Regions from separate parts of the Homo sapiens genome. Here regions 2, 3, 4 and 5 are each linked to region 1. Evidence: read pairs that join two places in POLR2A ChIA-PET (ENCODE). Cell type or tissue: HepG2. All regions are shown on one strand. Region 1 has its middle 2.9 kb from the start of SLC38A3. Region 2 holds the start of HYAL1 (hyaluronidase 1). Region 3 holds the start of LINC03143 (long intergenic non-protein coding RNA 3143). Region 4 holds the start of IFRD2 (interferon related developmental regulator 2). Region 5 holds the start of MIR6872 (microRNA 6872).

Region 1 (5,000 bases):
AAAATACCTCTTCTACCTGCCTCCCCCTTCCCAACCAGGGGTGGGGTGGGGGCGAGGGTGGGAGGGCTTCTTATATCAATTCTGTCTCCACCCCAGATATTCAGAGGAGGCTGAGGCTGGAACACAGAGGGCAGGGGCAGTGAGGTCAGGCAAGGAGTAAGGCTTGGCTTGCTTGAGCCTCACCTGGGGCCCCCCGACCATGACCCCCGTCCTTATTTAGAAGGTGTAGGAGACAGCTGTCAGCCTGTCCACAAGAAGGGGGCTGGGACTTGGTGTCCTGGGGACAGACAGGGGTTTTAGGATGGCCCCGTTCTTGGCTGGGGGCTCCTTATCCCACCCCTGCCTGCTTTCCACACAGGCCCTTGGTGCTCAGAGACGGGTGGTGGGTGTTAAGGTCCCAGGTTCCACCAGTAGGAAGCTGGGGGAGATGCTGACCTTCGGGGTGAAGTGGGGGGGTTCTCAGAACAGCTGTGCCCCTTGCTTCTCAGTCACTGGCTCTGATCCGATTAATCTCATGGCCTCTGCTGTTCCTATTCAAGCTGGTCTTCTCTGTGTCATGCCTGCCCCACTTCCCAGTGCGGGGGGAATGCCCTGAGAGGACATACCCGACCCTCCCCTGCCCTGGGCTGGGAGTCAGGACTCCAGGATTTTCTCCTGCTGACTCACAGAACCACCACAGCCAAGCCCTGGCGTACCTTGGTTTCCCTCTGTGACATGGAAATGGCTGTCTTTTCTCCTGAGGGGAATGAGTGGAGGGGAAGCTGTGAGACCGGGCAGGGGACTCAGCTCTGGCTGGCAGGGCTAGAGAGAAAGGCATTGGGATGGTGGCAACCCCTGAAAACCTCAAGCCACTCGAACTTCTGCCTTGCTGGTGGCTGGAAAATGGGAAAGGGCTGCCTTTCACTCCTGGTCTGGGGCTGATATCATCCTTAGATCAGAGCTCACTTTGACTCCCACCCTCCAAATGGGCATGGTTCTGCCATGGGACAGCCATATAGAAGAGGTGCTGACGAGGGTCTCAGGCCTGCCTCCCACCCCTCAACCTCCCACTTGCAGACACCCTGGATGCTCACAGGAGCTATCTGCAAAGGGCTGGTGGCTCCCACTGGCAGTTCTTGAGGGGCCAGGGCTGGCTCAAGGTCACCTGGGATATGGGTGTTGGGGTCCTCAATCTAGACTGGAGGAAGCAGGGGCTGACTGGGCTGGGCTGCTGTGGGAGGCCCAGAGGAGGGTATGATGTGGGGTCCCTGGGTCAGACCAGTTGTGGCCAGGCTGGGGGAGGGGCTGACTGTTTGTTGTTGCTAGGCCTGGGCCCCAGCCAGGGCAAACACAGCTCGGAGGCCTTTCCCACCACCTGCCGAATCTCCCAGCCCAGCCTGTGGTGACCGGACAGCTGGACAGCTAGGATGTGGCTCTGAGAGCTGCCGGTCGCCTTCTTCCAGAGGCTAGAGGGAATGTCCATCCAAGCAACCACAGAGTTGCAGGCGGCCCCTTGGGATGGAGAATGGGGGAAGCTTTATCCCAAGCTTCAGCCCAGCCTCCGCCTCCACTGCCCCATCTCTGAAAACGTAAACCCAGGCCTGAAAGACTGCCAGACCCATGCAGCAGAGCTCAGGGCTCCAGGACCGCTCAGATCCTCCTTCCAGGGCCCCAATAGCCCTTGGCTCTCCTTCTTCCTTTCTAGTCATGAACTCTCAGCCTCTAGCTAGGCTGCCTCTTCTCACCATGCCACCACCTCTGCTAACATGCTATCCACACAGTGCCCCAAGACCATCTCCAACAGCAATGCCCCATCTTCGCCTCCAACCTAGCCCTTCCAGAGCCCAGGATCTGTGTCCCCTGACTCCTCAGACCCCCTGCAGCTCCTGCCCCCACACCTGGCTGGCCTCCCTCATATCCGCCCACCTGCTCCCAGCAAGCCTCTTCACCTCCCCCGGGCTTGGCTGGCCACGCTGCACACGTTCCTGCTGTTCACAGAACTTGCTAGCTTTCATGCTCCTGTGCCTCTGCCCTCGTGCTTCCCAGGGCTGAAGGTTCCCTACCCTGTTCCACCTCCTTGGCAGACTCCTACTTGTCCTTCATCACCCTCATAGAGCACCTCTGAGAACCCTGCCTGAGTCACTGTGAAGAGCCAGCTAGTCCGACACTTACTGCTCTTGCTGCTCTTGTCACCCCACCCACACAGCCCCAGCCCTAGTGTCTCCAAGCGCTGTCTCCAGGTGGTCTAGATGGGAAAATGCCTGCGAGGTTGGAGGGCGCAAATCAAGGAGAGCCTGATGGCAAAGCAGCCCACAGACTTGCTCTGCGAAGGGTAAGAAAGGCACAAGCAAGGGTCAGGAGGGGAAGGGCACTGTGGATGGAGAAAGGAGCTCGGCCAGAGGGAAAGGAGCCTGGACGTAGGGCTAGCCCTGGTGGGCGGAGGGTTGCGTGCAGGGCAGCACGCTCCTTCTGGGCTCATGATCAGGGGTTTGAAATCCTCAGGAGAAGGTGGTTCTCACCCCCACACCTCAGGGTCTATTACCACACCCTAGCTGCTGACTATGCCCTGCTGTTTGGTGCCTGGGAGGCTCCTCTTTGGGCATGAACAGGGCTTTAGTATCACAACACAGTGTAGAAGTATGGAGGGGACCCATAGGCAACCCTCTTATCCAGCCCTTCCCCGGCCTGGGCCCCCAGAGCTGGTGACCTCGTGGCTAAGGCCTGGCCCCCACAGCCATGACATGCCTGCTGTCTCTCTCCTGAGATCTGGCCCCCAGCTTCTCTGGCCACTGAAGCAGCTTAATGAACCCTGGTCACATGGACTATGCTACTGCCTGAGGGGAGGGCCCAAACCCCTAGTGGCCACCCGGCCAGGCCCTGACGTCAGTGGCATTAACCATCCACCAGTCTTGTCTAATCTCTGGTCGGTGGCCGGGCCAGGTTAGTCCCGCCAGAGCCAGAGCTGAAGGCTGTGGGGGCCCTCAGGGGCACCTTGAGGTTGCAGGCCAGGCAGGGATGGTGGTGGCTAGAGGTGACCACAGTAAATGCACCACCTACAAGACTGGGGTGTGGCCACTGTGCTGACTCTGGGCCAGTGCTCTCTGATCCTCTGCCCTGGACTGTGAATCAGGCATCAGGCACCCATTGATCCTGCTCCTTAGCGTGTAATTACACTGGTATGGTGAGCAGAGCTAAGCAGGTTTCAGGCTGGGAGACTCAGGGCCCCTCCACACTTGCTGGCCATGGACAGGGCAGTTTGAGGCCAGGCAGCGTCCCCAACTCACAGGATCCAGGAGTACCGACCCTGAATCCCAGACCCCAGGGTCAGAAGCATATGTGGGGCGGGACCCCCTGGAGGGCAGGGTCCAGCCCCTGCATGTTGCTGGGGCTCTTCTGTCCCTTGCCCAGGAATGCCGGGGAGCGCCTTACCTTTCTGCCAAGACAAGGTGGCTGTGCAGAAGACCCCACTAAGTCACCTCTCCTGACAGCTTCCTCCCTCTCAAGCCTAACACTTCCAGCTCCTCAGGGCCTCCTATCCCATGCCCACTACCTCCTTCTGTCACTGCCCGCATCCCACCTCACTCTAGCAAACTGTTTGGGGAGCAGGTCCTTAGTAGAGATGAACAGCCCTGGCTCAGCCAGGCCAACAGCACCCAGCAGGGGTCTTGCACCACTGGCTAGATCGCCCCCATGCCCAGGCTTCTGAGCAGCACCAATATCACTGCCCACATGTGCACTGGACTCCCAACCCCAACCAGTGTTCTTCCTGTGCTCAGGCCTGGGTGCCCTCATGCTCCCCTTTCCAGCCTCCGACAGGCTCACAGCTCCCCACCACCTGGACATTGAGGATGATGCCTACACTTAGCTTTCTGCCCAGCACTGAGTATCAGTCGGCCTCCTGGACATCTCCCCCAAGCACTACAGGTCCTGCAAATTCAGCCCATCCAACACCCCTCCACAATACTGGCTTAGTGGGGGCGTTGCCTGTGCTTGGTCAACCGCTCAGACCCCAACCCCTGTCACTGAGCCCCTTGCCTTGTAGCCCTTGGTTTTGTCAGATAACGGAGACATAACCTATGCCTCATGGGGACCCGAGCCACACTCCTCTCCTCCTCCACACTCACACTGGTTCCAGGAAAAATATGTGCCCCTATATACATGTTTTAATGAAAAAAATATATATATATTTTTTCTTTTTTTTTCTTTCTTTTTTCTTTTCTTTTTTTCTTTTTTCTTTTCTTTTTTTTTTTTTTTTGAGACGGAGTCTTGTTCTGTCGCCCAGGCTGGAGTGCAGTGGCACGATCTTGGCTCACTGCAAGCTCCGCCTCCCGGGTTCACGCCATTCTCCTGCCTCAGCCTCCCAAGTAGCTGGGACCACAGGCACCCGCCACCACGCCTGGCTAATTTTTTGTATTTTTAGTAGAGACGGGGTTTCACTGTGTTAGCCAGGATGGTCTTGATCTCCTGACCTCGTGATCCGCCCGCCTTGGCCTCCCAAAGTGCTGGGATTACAGGCGTGAGCCACCGCACCTGGCCAAATATATATATATATATTTTAGACAGTCTCCCTCTGTCGCCCAGGCTGGAGTGCAGTGGCACAATCTCACTGCAACCTCTGCCTCCTGGCTCCAGCAATTCTCCTGCCTCAGCCTCCCTAGTAGCTGGGACTACAGGCATGTGCCACCACGCCCAGCTAATTTTTGTGTTTTCAGTAGAGATGGTGTTTCACCATGTTGGCCAGGCTGGTCTCGAGACCTCAGGTGATTCTTCCCCCTCTGCCTCCCAAAGTGCTGGGATTACAGCCATGAGCCACCACGTCCAGCCTTAATGAAAACTTTTAATAATTATTTTTTCAAGAAGCAGATTTTGAAAATGGTATTGGTTATTTTTGTCTCCATTAAACCCAGGAAAATAGAATTATAAGAAATTCTGGCCGGGCACAGTGGCTCACACCTGCAATCTCAGCACTTTGGGAGGTGAGGCGGGCAGATCACCTGAGGTCGGGAGTTCAAGACTAGCCT
Region 2 (5,000 bases), 100 kb before region 1:
GAGGCCAAGGTGGGCAGATCACAAGGTCAGGAGTTCAAGACCAGCCTGGCCAATATGGTGAAACCCTGTCTCTACTAAACATATAAAAATTAGCTGGGTGTGGTGGCACGCGCCTGTAGTCCCAGCTACTCTGGAGGCTGAGGCAGGAGAATCGCTTGAACCCGGGAGCCAGAGGTTGCAGTGAGCCGAGATCATGCCATTGCACTCCAGCCTGGGCGACAGAGTGAGACTTCATCTAAAAAAAAATTAGGCCAGGCGCGGTGGCTCACACCTGTAATCCCAGCACTTTGGGAAGCTGAGGCAGGCAGATCACAAGGTCAGGAGATCGAGACCATCCTGGCTAACACGGTGAAACCTCGTCTCTACTAAAAATACAAAAAATTAGCCAGGCGTGGTGGCGGGCGCCTGTAGTCCCAGCTACTCGGGAGGCTGAGGCAGGAGAATGGCATGAACCCGGGGGGCAGAGCTTGCAGTGAGCTGAGATCGCACCACTGCACTCCAGCCTGGGCGACAGAGCGAGACTCCGTCTCAAAAAATAAAAATAAAAAAAAAACAGAAGTACATAAGCTCTGTCCAGAGAGGTGGAGACAGCTCAAAGCACGGCCCCCCACTGGGGGCTTCCAGGTCACAGGCAGGTGACAGACAGATGGTTGCATTCTTTTGAGTTTCTGGTAGTCTTTCCAAAAGAGGCAATGGAGGCAATCATAATATGCATCTATGTCTGTAAGCAAAAGGATGACTTGAATAGAATGGGAGGCAGATTTGTCCTGAGCGGTTCCCAGCTTGAAGGGGCCCAAGATATTTTCCTTTCACATATTGAACAAGTGAAACCACAAATGAATGAACAAGCATGTGCTCACTGACAGCTCATATGCATGGTCACACAAACACAGGATCTCATGCTCACAAGACAGCAGGGCTCACACACACCCAGTCCCAGGCACTGGGTTCCACACTCACACCTACTTGCCACTGGAATTTGTGCAGAGGCTCAGATGGTCACTAAATGGGGCTTCACAAAGACACAGTCACTAACCCAGCACATATACAAAGGGTGATGACACAGCCCTGACTTCATGAACACAGTGCCTTTCAGAAACAGGTCCCTACAACAGGGATGACTTATCCACTAAGCACAATAGACCCAAGGCCTAGGGCCACAGTACTTTCAGGGGCCCACAAAATGTTTTTTTAATCAGAAGAAGAATATAAATGTAAATATATTAATAATTAATATATAATAGTGTAACCCAGACATGACCTCCTGGGCTCAAGCACTCCTCCTGCCTCAGTGTCCCAAGTAGCTGGGACTACAGGTACATACCACCATGCCCAGCTAATTTTTAATTTTTTTGTAGAGATGGGGTCTTGCTACATTGCCTAGGCTGGTCTCGAACTCCTGGGCTCAAGCAATTCTCCCACCTCAGCCTCCCAAAGTGCTAAGACTATAGCCATATATATATATATATATATATATATATATATATATATATATTTTTTTTTTTTTTTTTTTTTTTGAGATGGAGTCGCTCTCTGTCACCCAGGCTGGAGTATAGTAGCACAGTGGAGCAGTCTTGGCTCACTGCAACCTCTGCCTCCCGGGTTCAAGGGATTGTCCTGCCTCAGCCTCCCGAGTAGCTGGGATTACAGGCGCCTGCCACCACGCCCGGCTAATTTTTTGTATTTTTAGTAGAGAAGGGGTTTCACCATGTTAGCCGGGATGGTCTCGATCTCCTGACCTCGTGATCTGCCACCTCGGCTTCCCAAAGTGCTAGGATTATAGGCGTGAGCCTCCGCACCTGGCATGCCTGGCCATATTTTAAAATATTTTTTTTAAGGAGGAAAAGATCCACGAAAGTAAAGTGCCTAGGGCCCATCAATGTCAGATGCAGCCACGTGGACAAAGAACACTCCCTGAGCACAAGACACGAAAGAACCCGGTCTCCAGTGTCACAAACAGGCCTGCCCAGCAGGGTCTGCCCCTGCCCACCTCCTCCAGCCTAGGTAAGGCCACAAAGCCCTGCCCTAGTGCTGACAGCGTGGGAGGGGCCACTGTTGGCCCAGCCCCACCCCCAACCAAGATCCCTTTGCCAGGGATTCAGAGGTAGCCCTGATGCCTGGCTGGCCTGGCCTCCTAATCCAAGGCCCGCCCCTTGGCCCGCCCCTGGCCTGGGTGGGGTGACCCCCTACAAAAGCTCAGAATTTCCAGCAGCGGCTCCTTCCTCCAGGAGTCTCTGGTGCAGCTGGGGTGGAATCTGGCCAGGCCCTGCTTAGGCCCCCATCCTGGGGTCAGGAAATTTGGAGGATAAGGCCCTTCAGCCCCAAGGTCAGCAGGGACGAGCGGGCAGACTGGCGGGTGTACAGGAGGGCTGGGTTGACCTGTCCTTGGTCACTGAGGCCATTGGATCTTCCTCCAGTGGCTGCCAGGATTTCTGGTGGAAGAGACAGGAAGGCCTCCCCCCCTTGGTCGGGTCAGCCTGGGGGCTGAGGGCCTGGCTGTCAGCCACTCTTCCCAGAACATATGTCATGGCCTCAGTGGCTCATGGGGAAGCAGGGGTGGGCGAGCTTAGGCTAGAGCAAGTCCTGTGGGAGATGGCAGAGGCCTGGTCTGAGAGGCAACTCGGATGTGCCCTCCAGTGGCCATGCTCCCCTCCATGCGTCTCCCCTGCCCTCCTGGAGCCCTGCAGGTCAATGTTTAACAGAAACCAGAGCAGCGGTGGATTAATGCGCAAGGGCTCAGCCCCCCAGCCCTGAGCAGTGGGGGAATCGGAGACTTTGCAACCTGTTCTCAGCTCTGCCTCCCCTGGCCAGGTTGTCCTCGACCAGTCCCGTGCCATGGCAGCCCACCTGCTTCCCATCTGCGCCCTCTTCCTGACCTTACTCGATATGGCCCAAGGCTTTAGGGGCCCCTTGCTACCCAACCGGCCCTTCACCACCGTCTGGAATGCAAACACCCAGTGGTGCCTGGAGAGGCACGGTGTGGACGTGGATGTCAGTGTCTTCGATGTGGTAGCCAACCCAGGGCAGACCTTCCGCGGCCCTGACATGACAATTTTCTATAGCTCCCAGCTGGGCACCTACCCCTACTACACGCCCACTGGGGAGCCTGTGTTTGGTGGTCTGCCCCAGAATGCCAGCCTGATTGCCCACCTGGCCCGCACATTCCAGGACATCCTGGCTGCCATACCTGCTCCTGACTTCTCAGGGCTGGCAGTCATCGACTGGGAGGCATGGCGCCCACGCTGGGCCTTCAACTGGGACACCAAGGACATTTACCGGCAGCGCTCACGGGCACTGGTACAGGCACAGCACCCTGATTGGCCAGCTCCTCAGGTGGAGGCAGTAGCCCAGGACCAGTTCCAGGGAGCTGCACGGGCCTGGATGGCAGGCACCCTCCAGCTGGGGCGGGCACTGCGTCCTCGCGGCCTCTGGGGCTTCTATGGCTTCCCTGACTGCTACAACTATGACTTTCTAAGCCCCAACTACACCGGCCAGTGCCCATCAGGCATCCGTGCCCAAAATGACCAGCTAGGGTGGCTGTGGGGCCAGAGCCGTGCCCTCTATCCCAGCATCTACATGCCCGCAGTGCTGGAGGGCACAGGGAAGTCACAGATGTATGTGCAACACCGTGTGGCCGAGGCATTCCGTGTGGCTGTGGCTGCTGGTGACCCCAATCTGCCGGTGCTGCCCTATGTCCAGATCTTCTATGACACGACAAACCACTTTCTGCCCCTGGTGAGTCTTCTGTAACCTGCCCACCTTGTCAACCTGCCTTGTCAGATATTAGGTCCAGCCTTGGGGTACTTTAGCTTTGGGACATTTTCTTCGTTTTTTTTTTTTTGAGACAGAGTCTCACTCTGTCACCCAGGCTGGAGTGCAGTGGCACGATCTTGGCTCACTGCAAGCTCTGCCTCCCGGGTTCATGCCATTCTCCTGCCTCAGCCTCCGAGTAGCTGGGATACAGGCGCCCGCCACCACACCCAGCTAATTTTTTGTATTTTTTAGTAGAGTCAGGGTTTCACTGTGTTAGCCAGGATGGTCTCAATCTCCTGACCTCGTGATCCATCCGCCTCGGCCTCCCAAAGTGCTGGGATTACAGGCGTGAGCCACCGCGCCCGGCCCCCAACCTTGGGACATTTTCATCCATTCATTCATCCTTTTTTTTTTTTTTTTTTTGAGACGGAGTCTTGCTCTGTCACCCAGGCTGGAGTGCAGGGGCAAGATCTCAGCTCCTGCACCCTCCACCTTCCGGATTCAAGTGATTCTCCTGCCTCAGCCTCCCAAGTAGTTGGGATTACAGGCATGCCATCAACATGTCTGGCTAATTTTTGTATTTTTAGTAGAAATGGGGTTTCACCATGTTGGCCAGGCTGGTCTCGAACTCCTGACTTCAGGTGATCCTCCCACCTCAGCCTCCCAAAGTGCTGGGATTACAGGTATGAGCCACCGCGCCTGGCGCATGGGCACATCCATTGAGTGTGCACTTGGTGCCAAGTTCTGTGCCAGGCACAGGCAATTCAACATTTATTGGAATGATGTAGTCCCTGTCTGCATGGAATTCATAGGCTAGAGGAGGAAGCAGTTTGCCTCTGGTCCCATGGCCAGAGCAGCCCCAGGTGAAGGTTATGAATTATTTGTCCCATCTAATGGTGTTCCAGCAGTCTGCCACATGGTGGGAAGGAGGCCCCACAGAGCTGTGCTGTCTCCTTCCCAGGATGAGCTGGAGCACAGCCTGGGGGAGAGTGCGGCCCAGGGGGCAGCTGGAGTGGTGCTCTGGGTGAGCTGGGAAAATACAAGAACCAAGGTGAGCTTAGGCCTGGCATGAGGGTGGGGGTGGGGGAGGGGTGGGGCCATTAAGCTGACGGGGTAGACCCTGACTTACCCTTTCTACCTGCAAAGTCCTGGCTGACCAGCAGGTGAGTGCCTCAGTGCCCTGGGTGGGTCCATACATGGCCATGGTGTCCCTGACGCTATCCTCCCTTCCCACCTAGGAATCATGT
Region 3 (5,000 bases), 58 kb before region 1:
CACTGGAGAACCCAGGACCCAGCAGAGGACAGGCACAGGGAGGCGGGAGATGGTGTGCCCGCAGGAAGCCCTTCCACCTTCCTAGGCATGCTGAGTCTCCACGGGGTTGGAAGACGGATGGAGAAAGGACACCCCTTAACCCTGTCCCAGTCCCCCAGGCCTTGATGACCCTGACCTCAGTAAGGTCAGAAAGCAGAAGGCAGTGGGATGAGATGTCAAACTCTGATTTTTCTCCCAGCCAAGATCACCAGGGACTGTGGGGCTGCATCTCTGGCAAGGGGAGAAAAGGACCCATGGCCTTGACTTCTGCTCCTCTTGGATATTAGTGCCCATCACCGTGTGACTGAGGGCTGAGTGGCTTGCAGGCATGGACATATTTGCTGCCACACAGCTGCATACATACCCCAGCTGACTGGAGGCCATCCCCCTGGGTGATGAGAGGTGCTGCCTTCCCTCTGGTAGTCCATGGTAGAGATGAGGACCGCTAGGATCTTTTGTTTTTAAGAGACGGGGTCTTGCTATGTTGCCCAGGCTGGTCTCAAACTTTTGGCCTCAAGTGATCCTCCTGCCTTGGCCTCCAAAAGTGCTGGGATTAAGGCATGAGCCACTACATCCAGTCAGGGTCTCCTTTTATTTATTTTTTTGAGATGGAGTCTCGCTCAGCCACCTAGGCTAGAGTGCAGTGGCACAATCTTGGCTCACTGCAACCACCGTCTCCTGGGTTCAAGTGATTCTCCTGTTTCAGCCTCCTGAGTAGCTGGGATTACAGGCACCCGTCATCATGCCCAGCTAATTTTTGTATTTTAGTAGAGACGGGGTTTCACCATGTTGGCCAGGCTGGTCTTGAACTCCTGATCTCAAGTGATCCGCCCACCTTGGCCTCCCAAAGTGCTAGGATTACAGGCGTGAGCCACCACACCCAGCCCCAGGGTCTCTTTTTAGGGCAGCAGACACAGAGATTGGGGTCAGTTTTGGGGAGTGGGGCCAGACCCAGAACTCAGCCAAACAATACTGTAGTCTTGTCCTTGCCTCCTCCCTGACTCCCTGACTCCTAGGGTTGCTAGGACTTGGCTGGCTATGCCACTGACCAGGCAGCTGGAGTCAGGGCTTGTATTCTCTACTCAACTGGTTTGCCACTCAGTTTGGGTGGGGTGGGGTGAAATGATTCTGGGGAACTGAGAGGACTAAGTTTTCCTGACATCAGAAGCCATGGGGCTCCCTGGAACATGGGACTTCTTCCAGGCCTTGGCAGCCCCTGCAGCCTCGGTGATCCCTGCTGTAACCCTGGAGAGGGCCCTTTCCCCCTTCTGCACCTGGCATCTAGGTCTGCACCTACCTGCTGGGACAGGGGGTGGTACAGGGGGGGTGTCTAGGCCTGGGGAACTACCGAGGCAGCCTGCCTGGCTCCTCCTCACTGAGTTTCCCTCTACTCTCCTCTCTCAGGCCTCTCTGACTCTGAAAGCTTGCCTCTCTCTTCCTAGCTGCTCCCCCACCCCCCAAATGGGTTAAAAATACCAAAGTTCCCACCACATCAGTAGCCGGAGCAATTATTTCAAGTGGGCCAGGCCCTCTGGGAGGCAGATCAACTTCATGGCAGTCTCCACAGGCTGGAGACAACTCACCCCACGCTGGGAGCATGAGCCTGGGTCCCTGCCCAGCTCTGCATGTCCTGCTAAGGGTCCTGGGCCTCACAGCTGCAGTTCTCCATGCGTGGAGACAGAAAGATGGGGCTTCTTAGGCTGGGAGGGCTCTGGGGATGCAGCGCCAGGGAGCATTGAATTTCTGGTGCTCCTCACCCAACTGCTCCTGAGGGTTGATGAATGGTTGAGGTCCAGCCTGGGACAGCTCCAGGCAGCAGGGGATGCCCAGGAACCAACCTCATGGAGTCCCTTCAGTTGGGGTGCAGGACACCTGGGCAGCCCCTTCCTGCCTGCAGCCCCCCATGGCTGGGAATTTCCCAACCACCAAACACAAGGCTGAATTGACAGGCCGCCTCCACCAGTGCTGGGACAATGGAGCCTTATGCCCTGGAAATCTGAGCCTGGGTGGGAGGCCGGGGCAGGTGGAGGCCTAGCTGTCTGCACTCAGGGAAGCCCTGCCCCCAGGATCCCACCCAGACCCACTGCCAAGACGGCACCAGGGCAATCCTGTCAAGGCCCCGCATGGCCCACCCAGGGAGGGAGGCACTGGGTGAGTTAGGCAGACAATGCCAGGCCCTCAATGGTCCCTCTGTGCAGGGTTCCCCCTCAGGACAGAAGGAAGGAACCATCTCCCGCCCGCTTCCTGCTGGGCGGGCATCGGGGCTCTGGCGCTCCTGCTCGCACATCTGCGGCTCAGCGGGGTCCAGGCCTGGGCCTCTGAAAGAAGGCGGGGACCTGGGTTGGGCGCAGGATCCTGTTCTCCGTGTCGTCGGCCCTCGCAGGCAGGGGCAGCAGGAAAGGCCCGAGGAACTGGGGCGGGGACCGGGCCTGGGGGGCGCCGATGTCCTTCCGACCGGGCGGCAGCAGCCTTTCATCTCCTGCCAGTGCCGGCGGCCGAAGCTACGGGGCACTGGCAGGTGTGCGGGGACGGGGTCCCGGGTCTCTGGCTCAACCCTCCAACCCTCCCTCCCTCCCCGCCTCCGCGGCGCCGACCCCGGCCCGCCCTCTGCCCAGGCCGCTCTGTCCTGGGGCGGCCGCGGAGCCGTCGCCGCCTCACAAAGCTGCCTTTGTGTCCAGCGGCCTCCGCGGGACCCGCTGACGTCAGCCTCTGTGACCAGCCAGGCAGGGCAGAGCACGGGCGGCGGCGCCCCCTGGCGGCCGGAGGCGGATGCGCCAACGCCGGAGCCCCACCCAGTCGAGGCCAGCCTTTCCGCGAGCCCGCCCCCACACGTTCAGGCCGCGGCTGCCCCCGGGAGAAGGTCCAGGCGCCTCGATGGCACTCAGGGCCCGCCCCACAAGCATCACCAGCCTTGCCATCTGCAATTCCCTTCCCCAGAAACGCGCGGGCCCTTCCCACAGCCTCATGGAGCCTTCCATCTTCAGAGTCAATGATCTGCAGCTCTCCAGGCCCAGCCTGGGGCAACCATCACATGGTAGTATGGCCACCTGTCACTACCCTTCAGGTTTGGCGGCGGCCCTCTGGGGCAGGGAACTTTCTGAATATGTCTTAAGGCCCCTACTGGCCTTTTTAGTCAAGCCAGGACTGCATGCGGCCCACCTGGCTGTGTGGCCTTGGCAACGGACACTCTCAGGCCTTGGTACCTAAGTCGGAAGTCACTTTCTCCTTCCGCGCTAGAGAGGCCGGCCACCCCTCCTGCTCCAGGTGTGGAAGAGCACCTTACAACAGCTCCCTTAGAAGCCTGCCCAGCTGCCCGAGACCCAAGGCTGCAGAGTACTGGAAGGGCGGGGACACACGGGCCCCACATGTATGCTGCCTAGTCCAGGTGGGAGAAATGAAGCTCAGAGCGTGGGGCTCCAGGACGGCCCGGAAAGCTGAGTCAGGGCCCTGACTCAGGTTGAGGACTGAGGTTAGGACCACCATCACCTTGGCACACCTTAGCCCAGGCCTCTGCCCCTGGGAGAGAATACCCATCAGTTCTCGGTATTTTTTTTCTTTCTACATTTTATTATTTCAAACCAGGTGAACAATTCCATAAAACATGTGAAAAAAGCAAGGAAGTGTTCAACGCTGAAGGCCCCGGGCCTGGGACAAGGGCATGAGGGGCGTGGCCCCCCAGCAGGCAGCGGCGGTTCCTAGGTTAGCGCTAGGGAGCTACATTTTAGGTTAATAGAGCCTGGGGCCAGGGCCGCTGGGGCAGGGCCCTCAGTGACGTTGGCAGTTGTCTGGAACAGCCCTTGGAACCCAATTCTGTGGAGGGCAGGGCAGGGGTGCCGCTCGCACGGGGGCGGCCAGCAGAGGGACGGGTGTAAACACGCAGACACACTCAAGGCACGGAGTCACTTGGAAGGGGGGCTGGGGGGGGGCTTGCTGGTCAGGATCTGACAGTTTTAAATAGTTTTTCTCTAAAAAGTTTTCTAGATTTGCAGTTTTTTTTTTTTCCTTTACTTTCATTTTTTTAAAAAGCTACGAGAATGAGCAGGTGGACTGTGGTTTCCAGGAATGGTGGCGTCTCACGCTTCTTGTGCTTTTTCCTTTGGGGCCTCCGAGCGGCTGGGGTTGGGGGACTGGGCAGGAGGCTCCCTGTAAACATTTGGACTTGGGCTGGGGCAGGGGCTGGTGTTGGGCAAAGCTGGGGGTCCAGGCTGGAGAAGCAGGGGCCCCTCCAGACGCAGCCTTGGGAGACTCAGCATGTGCCCCCCTCCCCTCATCACAGAACAAGACAATGGTTAAAAACCAGAACAGATGCCCAGAAGGGGGTACCATGGCCATTACCAGCATCTCAGACAAGGGCAGGCTTCAAACAGGGAGGCCTGTGGCAACCCCTCCCCTACGTCTGGAGCTGAGGGGACAGGGGGAGCTGAGAACAAAGAGAGGAAAGAGGAGAAAAGCGGCGGGGGAACAGGCGGGGAGCGTGATCTTCTTGCCCCCATCTTCCTCAGGGGTTGGGGGGTACAAAGTCGGCGGTGGCCCTGGAGGTGGGGGAAAGCAGAGCATGGATCGGGAAGCAGCCAGGGCGTGCCTCTCTCCCGCCTCCCTAGACAATGACCCTTCTCTATTTTTCCTACCCATTTGTTACCAGGGACACAGTTGCCGCCCAGGAGCCAGTTTCTGTTGCTGGGTTACGTGGGGGAGGGGAGTCTGTGGCACTGGGAGAGTCATCCCCACCTCCACCAGGGCCAGTGGGGCCAGCCTAAGCCCGGGACGCTCAGACAAGTCAGAGGGCAAGAGCTGGAGGTGCACATGGAGCTGGTGGTAGTGGGCAGCAGGGCTGGGCTCCGCTGGCATGCAGCTTCCGGCAGGCTGGGCCAATGGCCTGGTGGGTGAGGAGGTGAGATTTCTCCAGGGAACATCAGGATGGCCTCTGGTTCTGTCCCAGGGCAAGGCCAGGCCCTTCTGTC
Region 4 (5,000 bases), 90 kb before region 1:
AGGTCTAGGGGTCTGAGTCAGGAGGTATGGCCCTGTTCTAGGAAGGTCCCAGGAGAAGACCTTGCCTAGGGGTTGGTCCTAATCTAGGCGTTCTCAGCGGAAGGCCCTGTCCTGGAGCATCTGATGAGGGAGGCATGGCTTTGCCCTGGAAGATGTTGAGGGGTAGGGAGGCCCAGCCTTTGGAGTGCTGGCCTGAGGGGAGATATTCTGAGTGGAAGGCCTGAGAAGCCACTCAGAGACTCGATACAAAGGGGCCCTACTTGGGCTGGGTGAGTGTCTCACACCTATAATCCCAGTACTTTGGGAGCCTGAGATGGAAGGATTCCTTGAGGCCAAGAGTTCGAGACCAGCCTGGGCAACATAGTGAGACCCCAACCTCTACCAAAAAAACATTTGAGACAGAGTCTTGCTCTGTTGCCCAGGCTGGAGTGCAGTGGCACCATCTCAGCTCACTGCGGCCTTCACTTCCTGGTTCTAGTGATCCTCCCACCTAAGCCTCCTCCCGAATAGCTGGACTACAGATGCATACCACCACACCCAGCTAATTTTTATATTTTTGTAGAGATGGGGTTTTGTCATGTTGCCCAGGCTGGTATTGAACTCCTGGGCTCAAGTGATTCTCCCGCTTTTGCCTCCCAAAGTGTGGGATTACAGGTGTGAGCCACTGTGCCCAGCCTAAAAAATTATTAGCCAGGTGTTATGCACCTGTAGTCCCAGCTGCTTGGGAGGCTGAGGTGGGAGGATTACTTGATCCCAGGAGTTCAAGGCTGCAGTGAGCTATGATCATGCCACTGCACTCCAGCCTGGATGACAGAGTAAAACCCCGCCTCTAAAACCAAACCAAACTAGAGAGTCCCTACTGTAGAGTTAGAATCAGATTGTGACAGTGAACCAGAAGAGTTTCTTGAATGTGGATGTGTGCCCACATGGATCTGGCCAGCCCAGCACTGGCTTAGCAGCTCTCTGCCTCCAGGATGACCTTGTGCAGTCCATTGGTGTGAGTGCAGCACTAGGGGCAGCCGGCGTGGTGCTCTGGGGGGACCTGAGCCTCTCCAGCTCTGAGGTGATCATTGCCCCTTTGAGCCTGCCATGTAGCACATGCTGGGGTCCCAGGGTGGGGGACGGCCATGTCAAGATTATAGAGCAGGCATATTGACACATATCTTCCCTTCTCCTCAGGAGGAGTGCTGGCATCTCCATGACTACCTGGTGGACACCTTGGGCCCCTATGTGATCAATGTGACCAGGGCAGCGATGGCCTGCAGTCACCAGCGGTGCCATGGCCACGGGCGCTGTGCCCGGCGAGATCCAGGACAGATGGAAGCCTTTCTACACCTGTGGCCAGACGGCAGCCTTGGAGATTGGAAGTCCTTCAGCTGCCACTGTTACTGGGGCTGGGCTGGCCCCACCTGCCAGGAGCCCAGGCCTGGGCCTAAAGAAGCAGTATAAAGCCAGGGCCCCTGCCACTGCCTCTTCTTTTCCCTGCTGCCACTTTTCCAGTCCTGGAACTACTCTGTCCCACTCTTGCTCTATTCAGTTTACAGTCAACCCTCCCAAGCACACACCCCGCTTCCCTTGGAATCCCTGAGGGGTAGAAGGGGCCAGAAAAAACGCTTATAAAACCAGAGGCCCTCTGAGATCATGTGAGTCCTCCATGGCAAGGAAGCAGTTCCAGGGAGAGTCAGGTTCCAGCTAGTTAGGGCTGCCAGCCTAGGGCTTTGTGCCTACACCTCACTAAGCCCATGGAGAGGTCACAGATGGGCCGTGCACGGGCAGATGGGCCCCAAAAAATCTTGGCGAAGGTCGGTAAAGTGCTAAGCTGTTGTCTGCACTCTTTCATCATAAAGTCACTTTTTTCCACTGCCTGAGGTTTGGCTGTTGCTCCTGTTATCCCAAGCTCTAAGCCCTTCCCATGGTCCCCAGACCCAGGCAGGGGTAGGTCTCGTCTGGAGTGTCCCGCTGCCAAGTGCCCTGAGAAGCCAGTCCTGCCTTGGTGCTCCACTGAGGGACGCTTCGGAGTTAACCACCGTGCACTTGTTCCCGACGCGGGGCTGGGGCGCGCGCAGGGCATTGTGGGTGCATAGTTCAGCCAGCGCGTCGTCGGCTGGTGGGCCCCAGGCGTGGACTACCATTCCCATGGTGCTCTACGCGCAGCTAGCCGCCGTCGCCTGCGCGCTCAGGCCTCTGGGATTAGTAGTTTTAGCCTCGTGGATGTGGGCCTGAATCGGATGGCCTGGAACTCGCCTTCCCGGCGACCTGTTTGGCAGGGCGGGGCGCCTCGCGAAGATGGTGGCGCGCGTGGCGTGTGGCTCCCGTCGTCTGGCCAAGTCTCAGCGCAGCGCACCGGCCGGCGTCTCGTTGGCCTGGAGCCCACACCCACCGGGTCCCTGACCCCGCGCCCCCCGCGCCCGGTTCCCGGCATGCCTCGCGCCCGTAAGGGCAACACGCTCCGGAAGGGTGGTCAGCGCCGTGGAGGAGGTGAGTGGGGTGGGGGGCGCGGGACAGCTGTATGAGCGGCGGGCGGGGGTCCTGCTGGATCCCCTTGGTTGTTCTCGAGGGCCCTGGGTGGGGAACCCCCTCGGCCAGCCCCACGCAGCTTCCCATAACTCTACCGAGGCTGGCACGTGCCCCAGCAGTCATTGGCCACGTGCGTGCCCAACTTGAGCTCGCTGCCCACTGCCTGTTGGGAGTCCGCGCTCCCAGCGGTGACCCGGCCAGCCCCTCCGGGCCTCAGTTGCCTGCTGGGTGGACAAACTCACCGGACAGGGCAGGAAGCCAGTCCTCTTGCCAAACCCTGATCCTTTCCTGGACTGGTCAAGGAAGTTGGCGGGAGTCCTGGCCTGCTCCGGTGAAGAGAGGGAGGGGGCTCTGTTGGGAAGCTACCTGGTTAGGGCCTTGGCAGCTTGGCAGGCCTGACTCCACAAGGTAGCTGAGTATCCTGGAGCCTGAGGCAGTCTTGGGACTCGCTTATCAGCTTAGACCAGGAGCCTATCTTAATGCGTTAAACACATATGTTTACTCTGCTGGGATGGGGTGCCTACCACGCACAAATTTATTTATTTTTATTCTTGAGGGGGAAGGGAGGAGGGCCGGGCACAGGAAGGAGGAAAATACCTAGGCACAACTTTAAACTGGTCACCACCATGGTGGGTTTTGGGTGGGGGACATCTAATAGGGTGTGGAACATGTTCACTGAGTGGTGTCAGCCCCAGACTTAGGACTCAGGGAGGCCTGGGGGGAAGTGCTTCTGGGTGAGTCCTGAGAGGATGGAGAAGAGAGCAAGTTGTACAAAGACCTGGCAGCTGGAGGGACCCCAGCGCAGTGGAGTGAATGAGGGAAGGCTGGGCTGCTCCGGCAGGTAGAATAGTAAGATAAAATGGGAGCAGGCTGGGCGTGGTGGCTCACACCTGTAATCCCAGCACTTTGGGAGGCCAAGGCAGGCAGATCACCTGAGGCCAGGAGTTCGAGACCAGCCTGACCAACATGGAGAAACCCTATCTACTAAAAATACAAAATTAGCTGGGTGTGGTGTCGTATGCCTGTAATCCCAGCTACTCGGGAGGCTGAGGCAGGAGAATCACTGGAACCCGGGAGGCAGAGGTCGCAGTGAGCCGAGATGGCGTCATTGCACTCCAGCCTGGGCAACAAGAGCAAAACTCTGTCTCAAAAAAAAAAAAAAAAAAAAAAGGTGGCGGGGAGCAGAGGCCAGTGCGCAGGCTGGACTTTGTCCTGCAGATGAGGGGTGTGAGTAGTTCTTAGAAGTAGGGCCAGCCTGGTGATCACACCCTGTCCAAAACTCTGCCACAGCAGCCAACCTTGCCAATGTCAGCCCTTGGCCCTGGACAGACCCCACACACAGGAGTGCACCAGCCCTACTGAACTGACCCTTGGCTTTGGTTTTTCATCTCTGAGAGGGACACCATTCTATCTTTTGGGATTATGAGGTCGAGTGAGGTACCCCCAGCCATCCCTCATCAGTAGAGGCAAGTTGAGTGTCCTATTCCACCTTCTCCAGGTGCCCGGAGCAGTGCCCAAGCTGACTCGGGTTCCAGTGACGATGAGGCAGCCAGTGAGGCCCGCAGCACCGCCAGTGAATGCCCCAGCCTTCTCAGCACCACTGCAGAGGACAGCCTTGGTGAGAGCGGGTGGAAGTTTGACAGGGGCTTGGTGAGGGCTCCATGGGCTGAGGACAAGAAGCGGTGCTGACCAGGTGGCCTTGCAGGGGGGGATGTCGTGGATGAGCAGGGCCAGCAGGAAGACCTTGAGGAAAAGCTGAAGGAGTATGTGGACTGTCTCACAGACAAGAGGTACCCCTGGCTGCCAGCCAACTCCTACACCCAGCTCCAAGTGTGATCAAGGGAGGGCTGGCCCATATGACCCCCCTTCTCGACCTCCCCCAGTGCCAAGACCCGGCAGGGTGCTCTTGAGAGCCTGCGCCTGGCCCTAGCGTCCCGCCTACTCCCCGACTTCTTGCTGGAGCGCCGCCTCACGCTAGCCGATGCCCTGGAAAAGTGCCTCAAGAAAGGTTGGACCTGGGGGTGTGTGGGAGACTTAAACTGGGCAGACACTGGCCCTTGCTGCATGGGCTGACTGGAAAGCATCCCACAGGGAAGGGCGAGGAACAAGCCCTGGCTGCTGCTGTGCTAGGCCTGCTCTGCGTGCAGCTGGGCCCTGGACCTAAGGGTGAGGAGCTGTTTCACAGCCTGCAGCCTCTGCTGGTCTCTGTGCTCAGTGACAGCACAGCTAGCCCTGCTGCCCGGCTCCACGTGAGTGTGCCTGTGCCCCATGAAACCCTTCCTGCACCTTATCCCTCAGCAGAGTGGTGGGTTCCCCCTATCTTCAGCCTCCTTTACTCTGAGGGGAGTGAGCTCCAGGGCTGGGAACCCAGGTTCACCCGCTGACCGTGGCATTGCATTGCCCTTCTCCCAACAGTGTGCTTCTGCCCTTGGCCTGGGCTGCTACGTGGCTGCCGCTGACATCCAGGTGAGGGGTCTTTGGGC
Region 5 (5,000 bases), 69 kb before region 1:
GATATGGGGGCTTGATAGGCAGCCCTCCATGCCCAGCCTCTGGGAACATGGAGGGGGATGGGGACAGAACCCTGCCCTGAGAATTAGAGAGGAGATCAGCCTTGCCCTAGGAAGTCAGAGGCGGGAAACAAGCCTTGTCTTATGATGGAAACGTTTTCCCACCCATAACTAAAGGAAGAAACCACATTCACCAAGAAGACCCCAGGCCAAGTTCTCAAACCCTTGAGGCTTTGAAGTGGGTTGTAGCAGAAGTCCCTGGGCTACGAACCATGCCTGGCCGCGGGTAGGGGACGCGACCCTGGTATGACACCCACTGGTGCATGGGCCCCTCCTTGTGTGCAAAGGGTCCCAAGAAGGCCCGGCGCACGTCGTTCATGCTGTACACGCACACCGCAGAGCCCTGGAAGATGCTGCTGGAGGCGAAGACCAGGGCGAGGTGAGGGGCCGGGTGGAGCCCAGCGGCCCGCCCCGGGCGCTCCCTACCTCCTGCCCCTCACCTGGACGTGGAGAAGACGGCATAGAGCAGCGGGGTCCGGTGGTCCCGCGAGGACAACAGAAACACATCCTCTGCGGGGAAGGGGCCTAGCTGGGGTAGGGCGCACAGCCCCGCTGCGGCGGGGGCTCCCGGAGTCTGCGCCGCTGCCCCCCTCCCCAACCCCATACCCACTCCCGCACTCACGGAGCTGATCGAAGTGGGTGTCGCCCTCGACGCCGGGCACCGAGCACACCAGCCGCGCCTTCAGGAACGTCGTCCACTTGTTGACCAGGCTGCGCTGGCCGCCCACGTCGTTCTGCCGGGACGATCAAAGGGGATGAGGGCGAGACCAGGGCAGGCAAAGGGGTAGGGGCAGGGTCGCCGGGTGTGGCCCAGGGACTCCTCACCCGGCAGATCTGGCCAACGCGGGACACGGACAGGCGTCCCAGTGCCGGCGCCGCCTCTACCGCCGTCTCACGAAAGAAGAAGTAGATTTTGTCGTCGTCTGGGTTCTCGCTCTCCGGGATCCAAAATACCTTGACAAACTTGGGCTCTGACCGCGGCAGGAGGCATGGGTCAGCGGGTCCTGGCCTTGCCTCCTGATGCGAGACCCACGCGCTGCTTCCCCTTCCCGTAGTGCGGGCACAGCACCCGGGATCACAGTGTCTGACCACCCAACCTCTAGCACCATGTCCAGTTGGCGCTCTGCGCGGACCGAATCCAAAGGATCAGGGCCTGCGAGGCAAGAAGCAGCCGCGAGGGGGCAGCAGAGACCGTGGCTACCTGGGGGCGCAGGCGTGAAGCCCGGCTAGCCTCCGATCTCGCCCCACACGTCGCCCAGCACCTTAGGCTGGGGTAGGAGGGAGATGAGGTAATCTGGTTTCACCTTCACTCATGAATCTTCCTCTCTAGCATAACCAGATGCTCCCCACTCCTGCTTCAAATCCTTCTGCTGGGTCCCATTGCTCTTTATTATTATTATTATTATTATTATTTGTTTATTTATTTATTTTTTGAGACAGTCTCGCTCTGTCGCCCAGGCTGGAGTGCTCGATCTCGGCTCACTGCAACCTCAGCCTCCCAAGTAGCTGAGATTACAGTCAGAGCCTACCACCACACCTGGCTTTTTTTTTTTTTTTTGAGACGAAGTCTCGCTCTATTGCCCAGGCTGGAATGCAGTGGCACAGTCTCCATTCACTGCAACCTCCGCCTCCTAGGTTCAAGCGATTCTCCTGCCTCAGCCTCCTGAGTAGCTGGGATTACAGATGCACACCATCATGCCGGACTAATTTTTGTATATTTAGTAGAGACGGGGTTACACCATGTTGGCCAGGCTGGTCTCAAATGCCTGAACTCAGGTGATCCGCCCGCCTCAGCCTCCCAAAGTGCTGGGATTACAGGTGCACACCACTGCACCCGGCCAATTTTTGTATTTTTTAGTAGAGACAGGGTTTCACCATGTTGGCCAGGCTAGTCTCAAACTCCTGGCCTCAAGCGATTTGCCTGCCTCCGCCTCCCAAAGTGCTGAGATTACAGGTGTGAGCCACTGTGCCCACCAGCCCATAGCCCTTATTTAATTTTTATTTGATTTAGAGACAGGGTCTGCTCTGTCCTGCAGTGGCAGCATCATGGCTCACTGCAGCCTCCAACTCCTGGGCTCAAGTGATCCTTCCATCTCAGCCTCCTGACTAGCCAGGACTACAGGTGTGTGCATGCCACTGCCCCCAGCTAATTTTATTTTATTTTTTGTCTTGCTTTGTAGCCCAGGCTGGTATGAAACTCCTGTCTTCAAGCAATCTGTCTGCCTCAGCCTCCCAAAGTGCTGGGATTACAGGTGCAAGCCATTGTGCCCAGCCCCCATGACTCTTAGAATAAATGACTCTGGCCCCTGACAGTCCAGGCCCCCTTTTCATTGCTAGCTCTGCAAGTCTATTCCTTTGCTTGTTCTTGCATCCAGGCCTTTGCACTAGTTGCTCCCTCTGCCTGGAATGCTCCCTCTGCCTGGAATGCTCATCCCTAAATTTTGCTGGCTAGCTGTCTTGTGCTTGGGAATTAGCTCATACTCCCCTCAGCACAGCGGCTTCCTTTACCCAACCCCCTCCAGCCACCCAGTCTCCTTTTCCCTTCCTCCCTTGTCTCTCTCTGGCCTCAAGGCCATTGGACTTGATCTTATCATGTATGTGATCTGTGAACTCAAAGAGGTCACGGTCATACCTGTCTTGTCTGTCTCTGTGACGCCAGTGCCTGATTAAGGAGGGTATTTGGTAAGACCTGGCCACACCCACTGCTCACTTACTTTATGGGCCTTGCTTGGCACCTGCCCTGTGGGAGGGTGACGACCTCTACCCACCAACCCCACCAGCCTCTCACCATTGAGCCAGCGGGAGTCGTGTGGCTCTGTTCGGAGACTTGGACGTTGCCCTAGGCTGCGAAAGATGGTAAAGTCTCGTCCCATGAGGTCTGCTGCCACCCCTGAGTATAGCTCCTCCCCTGCAGACAGAGCAAGGGCCACTCAGGCAAATGGAGGGCTCTTGGGGCAGGAGGGCCTGGGGAGCTCTGGGAGTGAGTGAGGTTATGGGGGATTCCCTGGAGCTCTTGGGGGTCTTGGGACTTTGTGAGGTTCTAGAGTTTCTAAGGGGTTCTCTTGGGGCCTTAGCCCTTGGACTCACCCACCAGCACGGAGGCAGCCCGATGCCTGGGGTCATAAGGACTCTTCCCCTTGCCATCCTCTATCCTTCCTGGGTCCAGCCGGAGGACGGGCTCCTGGGAGGTGTGGCAAGTTGTGACTACCAGGCCCTTCTTACCCTCCTGACCTCCCTCCCTGCCTAGATCCGGCCTTACCTCTGCCCGGTGGCCCACTTCCACAAAGGCACAGGTTGGGTGGAAGGCTCCCGTGCCACAGGCCAGCAAATGGGTGCGGTTGTAGGCATGCAGCAACTTCACGAAGTTCATGCACTCAGTCTAGTAGGGTTGGAGGTGTGAGGCTTCCCCCAGGGACGTAGCCTTAAGAGGTCCCAGCTCACCAGTGGCATCCTCACCCCTCCCTCTCTTCGGCATCAGCCCAGGCAAGTACTAACATGGGCTACAGGGACCTGGGGGCCCTTGCTGACCAGCCCAGGCCTCACGAGGGTGGGTGTCTGGGGAAGCACAGGCCTGCAAAGCCTCCCATGACTCAGAGGCACCCCAGAAGAATTACACGAGCCCCCACCCTGACTCACCACCCCCAGACCTCAGCCACCTCGACCTCCCTGCCCTCATCCCAGCCAGAACAGGCAGGCCTCTGTTTTAGCCCTGCCCTGTCTCTGGGGTGAGGGGCTGACCCTCCCCACTCCCGGCCCGGGCAGCTGGCACTCACACCAATGTCCTTCCCTGCCCAGTTGCACTCCTCTCGCCATTCCACAGGGGCCGGCCAGGCCAGCTATCGGGAGGTTGGGGGAGAGGGGACACAGGTCAGGAACTTGGGATATTCTCTACCTCAGGGAGCCATTCCTCTGGGTCTCTCCAGGCTGGAGTGGGGTCCCAGGGCTCCTTCCCTGGGGAGTGCTGGGGTTGGGAGTCCCTGGCACCTTCTTGGCCCGCTTGCTGATGTTGTCCAGGTTGAGGGAGGCCACATGGTTCTCGGCACCCACAAACAGGCGTCCACGCTCCTCATCCACCAGCAAGGCCTGGTAGCAGCAGGTTCGCTCCAGGCTGAAAGTCTGGAGACCATGCCAGGCCTGGAGCTCTGCAGGGCAGGACACTGCTGATGACTCGCCAGCCATGCTGGAAGCCTCCCCCAGGTCCTGCCTGGTGGTGACTCTATCGGCCAAGGTTGCCATTAGGACCTGGCCTGTACACATGTGAGTTTACATGTGTGTGAGTTTACACACGCAAACCCAAGCCCACCCAGGTGCACGTGTGGAGCTGCCAGGGTAGGTGGTACATCCCCCCAGGAAGAGGAAGGCAGGTTGAACTTGGGCATGCTCAGACAGGTGGTGTCTCCAGGCGGGCGCACTGGGAGGCAAGGCTTATGGACACCAGAGTCCTGGGGGAGACTGGCATGCAGGGATGGCCAGAACCCCAACTCCCAAAAGTCAGGCTGAGAGTTCCTTTCCTGCCACTCCACCACCAGCCTGAGCTCAGCAGAACTGCCTATTCACTGCCACTGCCCAGGGGCCACCCTCCTATACAGGAGGCATGAGAAGGGGGCTCTGACTTCCCTGTTGCTCTGCTGAAGGAGTATCGCCTTGTTGGGGGTACTGAACGGAACAGAGACAAGGTCTGTTGCTGTGGGGACAGGAGGGGTCTTCCTGAGAAAGCACGAAGAGAATGTGGGCAGAGGCTGGGGGCTGAGGCCCGGACAGGGTTAACTGGAGGTGGCCTGAGAGTGCCCACTAATCCTACCAGAGTCTGGTGACAGGCACGCACATGGGGCAACAGCCAACACAGAGCCCCCTGGCCATACGGGGACCCTTTCCTGCCCACCTCAAGCTGGGCCCTCCCGCCTGCCAGGTGCACCTACCTTGGAAGGAGAGCCGAAGGCGTG

What was found. ChIA-PET counts read pairs that join two places held together with the same protein. Peaks named below come from ENCODE experiments on the same cell type or tissue, not always from the same donor. Only the 100,000 strongest peaks of a DNase experiment are listed, where the experiment ranks them.
Region 2: POLR2A ChIA-PET joins it to region 1 with 10 read pairs; 9 of 35 experiments call an interaction of 5 or more read pairs at or near these places.
Region 3: POLR2A ChIA-PET joins it to region 1 with 11 read pairs; 12 of 35 experiments call an interaction of 5 or more read pairs at or near these places.
Region 4: POLR2A ChIA-PET joins it to region 1 with 15 read pairs; 9 of 35 experiments call an interaction of 5 or more read pairs at or near these places.
Region 5: POLR2A ChIA-PET joins it to region 1 with 23 read pairs; 10 of 35 experiments call an interaction of 5 or more read pairs at or near these places.

The regions. Positions count from the first base shown.
Region 1 is chr3:50,199,879-50,204,878 of GRCh38, reverse strand. No RefSeq gene overlaps it. Among named protein-coding and RNA genes, the nearest start is that of SLC38A3, 2.9 kb to the left of the region's middle. In HepG2, no CTCF peak of the experiment used is centred here; DNase peaks (open chromatin) are centred at 1,318 and 2,828; H3K4me3 peaks cover 1,740 bases.
Region 2 is chr3:50,300,792-50,305,791 of GRCh38, reverse strand. HYAL1 (hyaluronidase 1) reads left to right here and starts at 2,218. Exons shown (of 4, transcript NM_033159.4): 1 at 2,218-2,326; 2 at 2,812-3,735; 3 at 4,715-4,804; 4 at 4,992-5,000. The coding sequence starts at 2,836. RefSeq lists enhancers at 1,813-1,982, 1,800-2,734. In HepG2, a CTCF peak has its summit at 2,640 (motif pointing left); DNase peaks (open chromatin) are centred at 1,047, 2,111 and 2,641; H3K4me3 peaks cover 2,260 bases.
Region 3 is chr3:50,257,939-50,262,938 of GRCh38, reverse strand. GNAI2 (G protein subunit alpha i2) reads right to left here. Exons shown (of 9, transcript NM_002070.4): 9 at 3,577-4,571. It overlaps LINC03143 (long intergenic non-protein coding RNA 3143), which reads right to left and starts at 2,713. Exons shown (of 1, transcript NR_198941.1): 1 at 1-2,713. It also overlaps a transcript of SEMA3B not described here. RefSeq lists enhancers at 1,206-1,710, 2,233-2,332, 2,218-2,723 and a silencer at 2,503-2,922. In HepG2, CTCF peaks have their summits at 2,792 (motif pointing left) and 3,887 (motif pointing right); DNase peaks (open chromatin) are centred at 2,058 and 2,498; H3K4me3 peaks cover 1,850 bases.
Region 4 is chr3:50,289,695-50,294,694 of GRCh38, reverse strand. IFRD2 (interferon related developmental regulator 2) reads left to right here and starts at 2,266. Exons shown (of 12, transcript NM_006764.5): 1 at 2,266-2,478; 2 at 4,016-4,135; 3 at 4,223-4,307; 4 at 4,401-4,525; 5 at 4,609-4,766; 6 at 4,933-4,983. The coding sequence starts at 2,421. HYAL3 (hyaluronidase 3) reads left to right here. Exons shown (of 4, transcript NM_003549.4): 3 at 974-1,063; 4 at 1,180-1,863. The coding sequence ends at 1,449. RefSeq lists enhancers at 832-1,387, 1,778-1,967 and a silencer at 2,348-2,557. In HepG2, no CTCF peak of the experiment used is centred here; a DNase peak (open chromatin) is centred at 2,174; H3K4me3 peaks cover 1,770 bases.
Region 5 is chr3:50,269,326-50,274,325 of GRCh38, reverse strand. SEMA3B (semaphorin 3B) reads right to left here. Exons shown (of 17, transcript NM_001290060.2): 1 at 4,977-5,000; 2 at 4,042-4,199; 3 at 3,831-3,893; 4 at 3,317-3,436; 5 at 3,145-3,238; 6 at 2,846-2,965; 7 at 883-1,028; 8 at 680-791; 9 at 498-567; 10 at 269-413. MIR6872 (microRNA 6872) reads right to left here and starts at 1,090; the gene lies at 1,029-1,090. RefSeq lists enhancers at 450-973, 952-1,151. In HepG2, a CTCF peak has its summit at 1,247 (motif pointing right); DNase peaks (open chromatin) are centred at 1,255 and 2,685; H3K4me3 peaks cover 2,776 bases.